Regions from separate parts of the Homo sapiens genome. Here region 2 is linked to region 1. Evidence: read pairs that join two places in POLR2A ChIA-PET (ENCODE). Cell type or tissue: PC-9. All regions are shown on one strand. Each heading gives the region's core, and the rest is flanking DNA. Links, peaks and the distances in the headings are about the cores only. Region 1 overlaps LINC00862 (long intergenic non-protein coding RNA 862). Region 2 has its middle 85 kb from the start of KIF14.

Region 1 (5,384 bases), core at 184-5,183:
TACTAAAAATATAAAACTTAGCCGGGCATGCTGGTGTGCACCTGTAATCCCAGCTACTCAGGAGGCTGAGGCAGGAGAATTGCTTGAACCTGGGAGGCAGAGGCTGCAGTGAGCTGAGATCATTCCACTATGCTCCAGCCTGGGCTACAGAGCGAGACTCTGTCTCAAAAAAAAAAAAAAATTAGCTGGGTATGGTTGCACATACCTTTAGCCCCAGCTACTCAGGAGGCTGCGACAGGAGGATTGCTTGAACCCAGGAGTTCAAGGCTGCAGTAAGCCATGACTGCACCACTGCACTCCAGCCTGGGCGACAGAACAAAACTCCATCTCTAAAATAAAAATAAAGAATAAAAAGTTGGGGCCCCGCTCTGCACTGATAATCAGAATTGTGGGCTCATGGCTATCTTGAGAGAGAAATATCAGGGAAGACAGCTTTCCACAGGCATTCAAAGGACACAGTATTTAATTACCAAACAAGTGACCGTGACACGTATACAAATACCTTAGGACAATATGTTGTTTCCTGAAATTCTTAGGAGGAAAAAAACATCATATGACTATAAGCTGAAATTTTTAAATTAATGCAATTATTTACCCATGATCAAGATGATACTTGTGGGCAAGAAGTGGAAGAAAAAAGAAAATATTAATAGATAAAGAATGTAATCACATCCTGAGAGTGATGAAAAATTAGAAAAAAAATTAAAAAATTAAAAATTTTTTTAAAAAAGAATATAATCATTTAGCAAATAGCATAAGATATGAGACTTAGGGAGATCTAAGAGAAAACACAAAGACATTGAATATTAATAGTAGTCCAAAGAGCTTTTGCTGAAAAATAATTGAGCATGAAAATGATACAACTACCCGACAGGTATTTATCTACAATACCAGCAATGCTGAATGTGAAACACTGTAGAAATGTCCAGAGACTCAAGGTTTTCTGTCCTTTCAAAGTGCATCACCAGTCAGAGTCCCCACAGAGAAGTAGATGGCATATTCAACTCTGCATAATTCCAAGAGGATTTAGTAAAGATGCTATTTGTAAATACAGATACGGTACAGAAAACCCCAAGGAAAAGTGCAGGTTCCTGGGGCTAGCAAGCAGTGCTGTCTACTCCAAGGCCTTAAGGATGCAAGAAAGGAGTGGTCATGGGGACCCTGACATGCATGTAGAGAGGACATGCTGAGAGAACCAGTGGCCTTCTACTTGAGGACACAGCCAAGCTCTCCACCTCCCCTCTACCTGCTGGGGTTCCCCACTGGCCAAACCCAACCGGAAGCCAGAGGATCCTTTGATGTGGTTCATAAGGGCCAGACTCCCCCAGGAGAGGGCAGGGTGGAGAAGTGTGGAGAGGGGAAACAGAGGGACAAAAGGAAGATTTCCAGTCTTTCCAGATCCAGTTATTGGACCTGTCTGAGATACATAAATGGAAAAAAAAACAACAGAGAAAGAATGCTTTTCTGGTGTGCTGGAAATCTTCTGTTTGTGTGTGTGTAAGTGTGTGTATCTATCTATATATGTGTGTGTGTGTGTGTATGTATATATGTGTGTGTGTATCTGTGTGTGTGTGTGTGTGCGTGTGTGTGTGTATATGTATATATACAAAACAGAGAAAGAATGCCTTTCTGGTGTGCTGGAAATCTTCTGTTTGTGTGTGTGTGTGTATATATATATATATATAGAGAGAGAGAGAGAGAGAGAGAAAGAGATATGGAGTCTTGCTCTGTCACCAAGGCTGGAGTTCAGTGGCACGATCTTGGCTCATTGCAACCTCTGTCTCCCGGGTTCAAGTGATTCTCTTGAACAAGTAGCTGGGATTACAGACTCCCACCATGAAGTCCAGTTTATTTTTGTATTTTTAGTAGAGACGGGGGTTTCACCATGTTGGTTGGGCTCGTCTTGAACTCCTGACCTCAAGTGATCCGCCCACCTCAACCTCCCAAAGTGCTAGGATTACAGGCGTGAGCCACCGAGCCTGGCCTCCATATTTTAAAAACAGAAAATTCCCTTGACCTTTGTATTGCTTCCCTGTGGCTGTAGTAAAAACTGAGTGGCTTAAAATAACATGCCTGTAATCCCTGCAGTTCGGGAGGCCAAGGCAGGCAGATCGCTTGAGCTCAGGAGTTCGAGACCAGCCTGTGCAACATGGTGTGAAACCTCATCTCTATAAAAAATACAAAAATTAGCTGGGTTTGGTGGCTGGTCTCCCAGCTACTCGAGAGACTGAGATGAGTTGGATTGCTTGGGACCAGGAGGTCAAGGCTGCAGTGAGCCGTGATCACACCCCTGCACTTCAACCTGGGTGACAGAGCAAGACCCTGACTCAAAAAAAAGAAAAAACAAACAAACAAACAAAAAACAGATGTTTATTCTTTCCTACTTCTAGAGACCAGAAGTCCCAAGTCCCAAATCCAGGTATTAGTATATACTCTTGGGCTCTTCCAGCTCCTGGTGGCTGTTGGTGCTCCTTGGCTTGTGACTACATCACTCCAATCGCTGCCTCTGTGGTCACATCACTTCCTTCCCTCCTTCGTGTCTTCTCTTCTCCTGTCTCAAATCTCCCTCTGCCAAGGACATTTGTCATTGGATTTAGGGCCCATTGGATAATCCAGGATAATCTCCTCATCTCAAGATTCTTAATTGAATTGTATCTGCAAAGACTCTTTTTCCAAATAAGGTAACATTCATAGGTTCAGATAATTCCTGAATTATCTTTATGTGGCTATAAGAAGTCATAGACTGCCAATTAATAAATGTAAAAGTGATGAAAGAATTGGAAAACCACAAGTCTGCAGCCACCACTGAAAACTGACTCAGCCCAGGATCATTTAAAATGCTGAAACCATTGGATGAAAGGTCACTGGAGAAAAGGATATTCACACACAAACTATCACCCAACATATTACTTATTAATTAGAAAAGGGATAGGTACCTTTACAATGAAAAAGTCTAGTGAAAGCTACCTAAACCAAATGATCAGGCCTCGTGCTGACATCATCGGATGTGATTCACTGAGAAGAACCCAACATCAACAAAAACGTATAATCTGGATCTACTTATGAGGAAACAGCAAAGCCAAATCAACAGACATTCTGCAGAATAACTGAGCTGGACTCTTCAAAAATAGCAGTATTAAGATATTCCCAAAACAGTGCAGGGAAGGCATTAAGATTAAAGCCATGATAACTGGATGCAATGCCTGATTTTCAACTGGATCCTGGAATCAAAAAAAAAAAAAAAGAGCTATGAAGAGCAAATATAGACTGTATGTTCGGTAACGGTATAATACCAAGGTTAAATTTCATTATGTAATAATTATATTATGGTTATGTAGGAAAATATTCCTATTCTTCACAGTTACTTAAATGCAAAGGCCACAGTGACTGCATCTTACTTTCAAATGGTTTAGAAAGGGGGTTGGGAGGAAGAGCCAGTGTTAATACAGCAAAATGTTAACTGGTGAACCTAGATAAAAACAATACAGGTGTTCATTGTACCTTTATTTCAACTTCTCTCTAGATTTAAAGTTTTCAAAACAAGTTGAGGTGGGAATAGAGTTACAGCATATGAATATTATTTCTTTATAAGGAAGCTTCTCATTGGCTTCAAAAACACACACTACTTTACTTAAATTCCTTTTCTGCATTACCTGCACTGCCATCTCCCACCTGCCAAAGCCACCCCATACCCCCACCCCAACTATCTTTTCCACCCCATGCAACAGACCAATCAAGCTGGATGCCCAGCTAGGTCTGCCAGTAAATTTCTCAAAAACATCTTCATACTGCCAACCATCTCAGTCACACAAACCATTGATTCTCAACCTCAGCTGAGCCTCAGAATCAGCTGGGGAGCTTTTTACAAATGCAGACACCCCAGAGCCAACCACAAAGATCCTGACTCACTTAATCTGGGGTAGAGCCTGTGCACCTGTATTCTATTTTTTAAAGCTCTGAAGTCTGATGAACAATCATGAATGTGAACCCCTGGAACAAACCTTTCCATGTGAGTTTCTGTTCATTTGTCTATTTCCTCTGGTTAAGAATTATCATTTTGGTGGGGCGCGGTGGCTCACACCTGTAATCCCAACACTTTGGGAGGCCAAGGTGGGTGTATCACCTGAGGTCAGGAGTTCAGGACCAGCCTGGCCAATATGGTGAAACCCTGTCTCTACTAAAAATACAAAAAATTAGCTGGGCATAGTGGCACACACCTGTAATCCCAGCTACTCAGGAGGCTGAGGCAGGAGAATCACTTGAACCCAGGAGTCGGAGGTTGCAGTGAGCCAAGATCGCACCACTGCACTCCAGCCTGGGCGAAAGAGCAAGACCCCTTCTCAAAAAAAAAAAAGAATTATCATTTTGACAGTAAGGAAATTCTAAAATTTTTAAACATTTCAGTAGGTGCTTACCACACTTGATTACCTATAATCTATACAAATTTAACTTGGATGTAAATCTTGATGTAATGAGGCAACAAAAATAAGTCAGATACGTATTTTATAAAAGGAATACCAGTTGGCCAGGCGTGGTGGCTCACACCTGTAATCCCAGAACTTTGGGAGACCAAGGTGGGTGGATCACTAGACATTAGGAGTTTGAGAGCAGCCTGACCAACATGGTGAAACCCAGTCTCTACTAAAAATACAAAAATTAGCCAGGCATGGTGGCAGGCACCTGTAATCCCAGCTACTCAGGAGGCTGAGGCAGGAGAATTGCTTTAACCTGGGAGGCAGAGATTGCAGTGAGCCAAGGTTGCACCACTGCACTCCAACCTCGGCCACAGAGTGAGACTCCATCTCAAAAAAAAAAGGAATACCAGTCATTTACAGAAGTCAATTATATGAAATATTAAATTGCCCATTAATTCTGGAAAAAATACTAAAGTATTTGAAAACAATTCCATATATAGTTCCATGTTTTCCTCTTTCAATTATTATTATTTCCTTTTTTTTTTTTTTTTTTTTTTAGAGATGGAGTTTTGCTCTTATTGCCTAGGCTGGAGCATAGTGGTGCAATCTCCACTCACTGCAACCTCCACTTCCCAGGTTCAAGCGATTCTCCTGCCTCAGCCTCCCAAGTAGCTGGGATTACAGGCACCCGCCACCACGCCCAGCTAACTTTGGTATTTTTAGTAGAAACGAGGTTTCACCATGTTGGCCAGGCTGGTCTCAAACTCCTGACCTCAGGTGATCCACCTGCCTCGGCCTCCCAAAGTGCTGGGATTACGGGCGTGAACCACTATGCCCGGCCTTCCTCTTTCAATTATTATAAGGTCATTTCAAAGTGCTATGGCAGATGAGGTCCAGTGTCTGAGAGTGCAAAGTACCTGTCTATGGCCTGACAACTGCTCTAAACCATGATATCCTTATCTTAAAAAT
Region 2 (5,384 bases), core at 331-5,330, 190 kb after region 1:
GTACTCAGCTTGAGCGCCTAGGACCCCATGCTGTCTCAAGCCTTGGGATTTGCTGTTTCCTCTGCCTCCAATGCTCTTCCCTGGTATCCACATGACTAGCTTCATCATTTCTTGCAGGTCTCTGCTCTTACATCTTATCAGTGAGGTCTTCCTTGACCACCCTAAATAAAATAGCAACCCCTACTCATATGACCCTAGCACACTTTCTTCCTTTTTTTTTTTTTTTTTTTTGAGACGGAGTCTCACTGTGTCACCCAGGCTGGAGTGCAATGGTGAGGTCTCGGCTCACTGCAACCTCCACCTCCCGGGTTCAAGCGATTCTCCTGCCTCAGCCTCCCAAGTAGCTGGGATTACAGGGGCCTGCCACCACGCCCTGCTAATTTTTGTATTTTTAGTAGAGACAGGGTTTCATCATGTGGGCCAAGCTGGTCTTGAACTCTTGACCTCAGGTGATCCACCCGCCTTGGCCTCCCAAAGTGCTGGGATTACAGGTGTGAGCCACCGCACAAGGCTACCCTAGCACTTTCTATCCCTTGCAGTCTTTTTTTTCTCCATAGCACTTATCACTATCGGATATAGTGTAACTATTATATATAATGCATATCAGAACAGTTATGAAATTAAGATTTTTGTGGGCATCTTAGATTTTTTCAATTATTTGTATATTTGATACACGGTCTCATTCAGTAGCCCAGGCTACAGTACAGTGTTATGATCATGGCTCACTAGAGCTTTACCCTCCCGTGCTCAGTTGATCCTCCCACCTCAGCCTCCCAAGTAGCTGGCACTACAGGCACATGCCACCATGCCTGGCTAATTTTTTTGTATTTCTTGTAGAGATGAAGTGTTGCTATGTTGCTCAGGCTGGTCTTGAACTCCTGGGCTCAAGTGATGTGCCCACCTCAGCTTCTCAAAGTGCTGGGATTACAGGTGTCATCAATTATATTTTAAAAGGTTATCTGTTTCAGTTCCCAAAATTATATATGCATATTTTATAGCCTCATTCAGCATTTAGATGTTAATAGGGTTTAAAGCTTTGGGCTAAAATCAAATGTTGCACAGAAAGATCTACACTCTGTATTAGCATCGAAAAGCTTAATGGTCAGTTTCAGGTAATTTCACCTGGTTATATTGCATAAGAAACATTAATATACTGTTCAAAGAATTTGTAATATTAAGATGTTAATTTGTATCTGCATTCTGTCCTCATTACATAGAAAACCCTTGAAGAATGACCATGTTTCCTGATTTTTGTTGCAAATGCCAAATGGATGTGTGAATGAGTTGGGTTTGTGCCATTTTCCATTTGGCCTGCAGTGTAGATTGGAGTTGTCAGGCAGTGAGAACTAGAACGAGGCAGCATTGAGATTCCCCACACAGGGGCTAGGCACGGTGGCTCACGCCTGTAATCCCAGCACTTTGGGAGGCCGAGGCGGGCGGATCACGAGGTCAGGAGATAGAGACCATCCTGGCTAACATGGTGAAACCCCATCTCTACTAAAAATTTAAAAAATCAGCTGGGTGTGGTGGCACGCACCTGTAGTCCCAGCTACTCGGGAGGGCAAGACAGGAGAATCGCTTGAACCTGGGAGGCGGAGGTTGTAGTGAGCCGAGATCGCGCCACTGCACTCCAGCTTGGGAAACAGCGCGAGACTCGGTCTCAAAAAAAAAAAAAAAAAAAAAAAAAAGATTCCCCACACAGGGGCGAGTGGGCACACCCACGGGAAGGGAGCCCCTATAAAAATGGCACGTGGTTCTGTCTCAGCTGCCTGAAATGACAGAACACAAGCTCTATCACGACTGATATGAACTATGTAAGGCATCTCCACTGGAACAAAATACTCATTGCCTTTGAGATAAGCAGAAATTTCTAAAATCTTTCCAAAAATTGGTGTTAAATTTAAAAGTACTTTTACTTTTAAAGTCTTTCTACTTTTTTTTTTTTTTTTTTTTTTGAGGTGGAGTCTCACTCTGTTGCCCAGGCTGAGTGCAGTTGTGCAATCTTGACTCACGGCAACCTCTGCCTCCAGGGTTTTTTTTTCTTTTAAGCAGTTCTCCTGCCTCAGCCTCCCAACTAGCTGGGATTACAGGCGCCCACCACCATGCCCAGCTAATTTTTGTATTTTTAGTAGAGACAGGGTTTCACCATGTTGGCCAGGCTGGTCTCGAACTCCTGACATCAAATGATCCTCCTGCCTTGTCCTCTCAAGGTGCTGGAATTACAGGGCATAAGCCACCATGCCCAGCCCACTTTCTACTTTTAAAAGGGGCCCATGACTTATATTAGGCCCTGTGAGGCAGCTGGCATCTGATGTCTAAGCTAGGCAACGCATAGTAATCTGCAGTTGTTTACTTTGCCTCTGGGTGTTGCCATTGAGCCAATGAGTGACTCACTACCCAGGTGGCACTGCCTCGCACTTGCTGATTGGAAAGTGACTTCTGCCCTTTTCAGGTGTATTTGCATTAAAATATTATAATAAAAATAAGTACCATTTATTGACAGATATCGAGTTATTTCTCATTTTGCCTGCACAATAGAAAATAAGCTGCAAAAACCTATGTATAGGTCATTCCTACCCCAGACCAATTATAAATCAAAATCTCTGAGAGTCAGGGTTGTTTTTTTTTTTTTTGAGACGGAGTCTCACTCTGTCCCCAGGCTGGAGTGCAGTGGCGCGATCTCAGCTCACTGCAACCTCCATCTCCCAAGTTCAAGTGATTCTCATGCCTCAGCCTCCCTAGTAGCTGGGGTTACAGGCACCAGCCATCACACCCAGCTAATTTTTTGTACTTTTAGTATAGATGGGGTTTCACCATGTTGGCCAGGCTGGTCTCGAACTCCTGACCTCAAGTGATCCTCCCACCTCAGCCTCCCAAAGCGCTGGGATTATAGGCGTGAGCCACTGCACCTAGTCAGGTGTTAGTATTTTTAAAAAGCTACCCAGTGCTGGAAGCAGTGTCTCATGCCTGTAATCCCAACACTTTAGGAGGCTGAAGCTGGAGGATTGCTTGAGCTGGGAAGTGGAGGTTGCTGTGAGCCAAGATTGCGACTACTGCATTCCAGCCTGGGAGACAAAGCAAGACTCTGTCTCAGAAAAAAAAAAAAAAAAAAAAGCTACCCAGGTGATACTGATGTGCAGCTAGGTTTGGGGCTCTGCTCTTGGTGGCTAACAGCAGAAAGTCTGGATCCAGATTACCTGGCTTCATCCCATCTTCATCATTTACCTGTAGCAGCTGTGTGACATAGGGCAAGTCCCTCAACTCTTCTGTGCTTCACTCTTCTGAACTTTCAGAGACAGCTAATAGGTCCTAACTCATAAGGCTGTTGTGAGCATTAAGTGAATCAATGGATAATTATTTAGTAAGTGTTTGCTACCATTGTTTTTATAGCTAATGAAGTTGTGGGTAACTCTTGAGAGTCTCCAGAAAATTCTTTCCATGTCTCATCAGAAGCTGTCAGTTATGCATATGGTTGTTATGCCTATGGTACAGAACAGAGCTGCTTCTGTCCTGAGCAACAAATGTAGCTATGTGCCCCTGATGTGGGGCCTAATTTATTTGAACCACCCATTGGGGTCTGGTCATTGTACTTTCTGTATTCCCTTGTTCCTCTGCCTAAACGCTACAATTCTTCTGATCTCTGGAGTCTTGCAGAAACTGATAACAATTTATGCATTGTAACTGCTGTGCTGCTTTGTTACATAAACATTAGGTCAAGAGCAAGACCCTGAGAATGCAGCTTTGACCAACTGAAACAGATGGTAACTGAGCCTTCCAAAGGCCACACTCCCCTCATATTTATTTACCTGGCAGGCAGCAGAATGAGCCCGTTTTGCTTTATGTGCAAAACTTTCCTCCCAGGCCAATTTTCTGGTGCCCCCCGTGACATATCGCAAAATGAAATAAAAGTATCAAGAACAGTAATTTATTCCTGAAACACATCTTCCAAGAGTTACAGATATCTACCATGTCGACCTCTCTTAGCCCGAACCTGAGCTGTCACCCACGTTAAATTACTTTCTAAATCAGAGGTAAACTTTATATCATAAAATACCATTCATAGCCACATCAATCCAACCTGAAATCTGCATTACTCTCTTGACCCGAACTCCTAGATATCTACAATTCACAGATCGACCAGCTTTGCTCTATCAGTATGCCTTACCCTAGTGGTGTATTACACTAATAGATTCCTGGAGCCGCAGCTCACTTTGTTGATGTATAAGAGCAATACGTTAAGAGAGCCCCAGCTCACTTGGATGATGTATAGTTGAAGTGGTCATCTGGGGGAAGCATGCTGGTGATGTATGGCCCTGACAAGGGCACCAACTGGGAGAGAACAAGTTCAAAGTGGGTTTGGTTTAGCTTGTAGAGGCAAAGAGAAACAACTTAGATCCCACCAGGCCATGTTCCCACTGGCCTCCCAAGGCCTTCTATTTGCAGGAAAGTAAGCAGCTGCACACACCGTTAAAGAGTGAGGTCTTAACCACTTTTGCCATAGAAATTATTGTTTGCAATTACTGTAAATCTCTCCAGAGGCTTAGATGAAAACAAAGACACATAGATGTTACTTTTACTTTTTGGATATATATTTCATAATAAAATTAATAAAGGAAATTGCATAAGGACATGTTATTAATTTTTACATTCTTGAGCAATGGGGAAAACTGTAGATGTGTGCACCAAAAGATATGTACCAGAATGTTCATATCAACATTACTGTAATTACCAAAAACAGAGAATGACACCAAGGTCCATCAACTGTAGAATGGAGTGTCAATTAACTATGGCCACACAAATCCCCATGGCATACAGCAATGGCATATTTTTTAGCTCATGCTTCTATGGCTGGCTCATCTAGGCTGGGTTCTGGAGGGTTCAGGGGAGGCACTGCTTTACACATCTCTCATCCTGCTCCTAGGACCAGCTTGCACCTCTTTGTCTCATGGCAACAGCAGAGAGACAAGAGCTAGCAAAACAAATCTTCAGAGCATTTTTTTCAAGATGGCATAACTTCTGCTAATATCCTTGTAACCAAAGCAAATCACATGGTCAAACCCATGCAGGGAATTGCACCGTGCCCACAGTGGGAAGGCATTGAAGAGTTACATGACAAAGGGTATGGATATAGGAAGGATGGTCAATGATGCAGTTTATCGGCCAGGCATGGTGGCTTATGCCTGTAATTCCAGCACCTTGGGAGGCTAAGGCAGGTGCATCACCTGAGGTAAGGAGTTTGAGACCAGCCTGGCCAACATTGTGAAACCCCATCTCTACTAAAATTACAAAAATTAGCCAGGCATGGTGGTGTGCGCCTGTAGTCCCAGATACTTGGGAGGCCAAAGCAGGAGAATTGCTTGAACCTGGGAGGTGGAGGTTGCAGT

Evidence for each region. Peaks named below come from ENCODE experiments on the same cell type or tissue, not always from the same donor. Only the 100,000 strongest peaks of a DNase experiment are listed, where the experiment ranks them.
Region 2: POLR2A ChIA-PET joins it to region 1 with 8 read pairs; 2 of 35 experiments call an interaction of 5 or more read pairs at or near these places.

The regions. Positions count from the first base shown.
Region 1 is chr1:200,340,190-200,345,573 of GRCh38, forward strand. LINC00862 (long intergenic non-protein coding RNA 862) reads right to left here. Exons shown (of 5, transcript NR_040064.1): 5 at 2,355-3,221. Among named protein-coding and RNA genes, the nearest start is that of LINC00862, 31 kb to the right of the region's middle. In PC-9, for the core only: no CTCF peak of the experiment used is centred there; no DNase peak of the experiment used is centred there; H3K27ac peaks cover 1,725 bases.
Region 2 is chr1:200,533,446-200,538,829 of GRCh38, forward strand. No RefSeq gene overlaps it. Among named protein-coding and RNA genes, the nearest start is that of KIF14, 85 kb to the right of the region's middle. RefSeq lists a silencer at 2,281-2,350. In PC-9, for the core only: CTCF peaks have their summits at 2,340 and 2,539; a DNase peak (open chromatin) is centred at 2,346.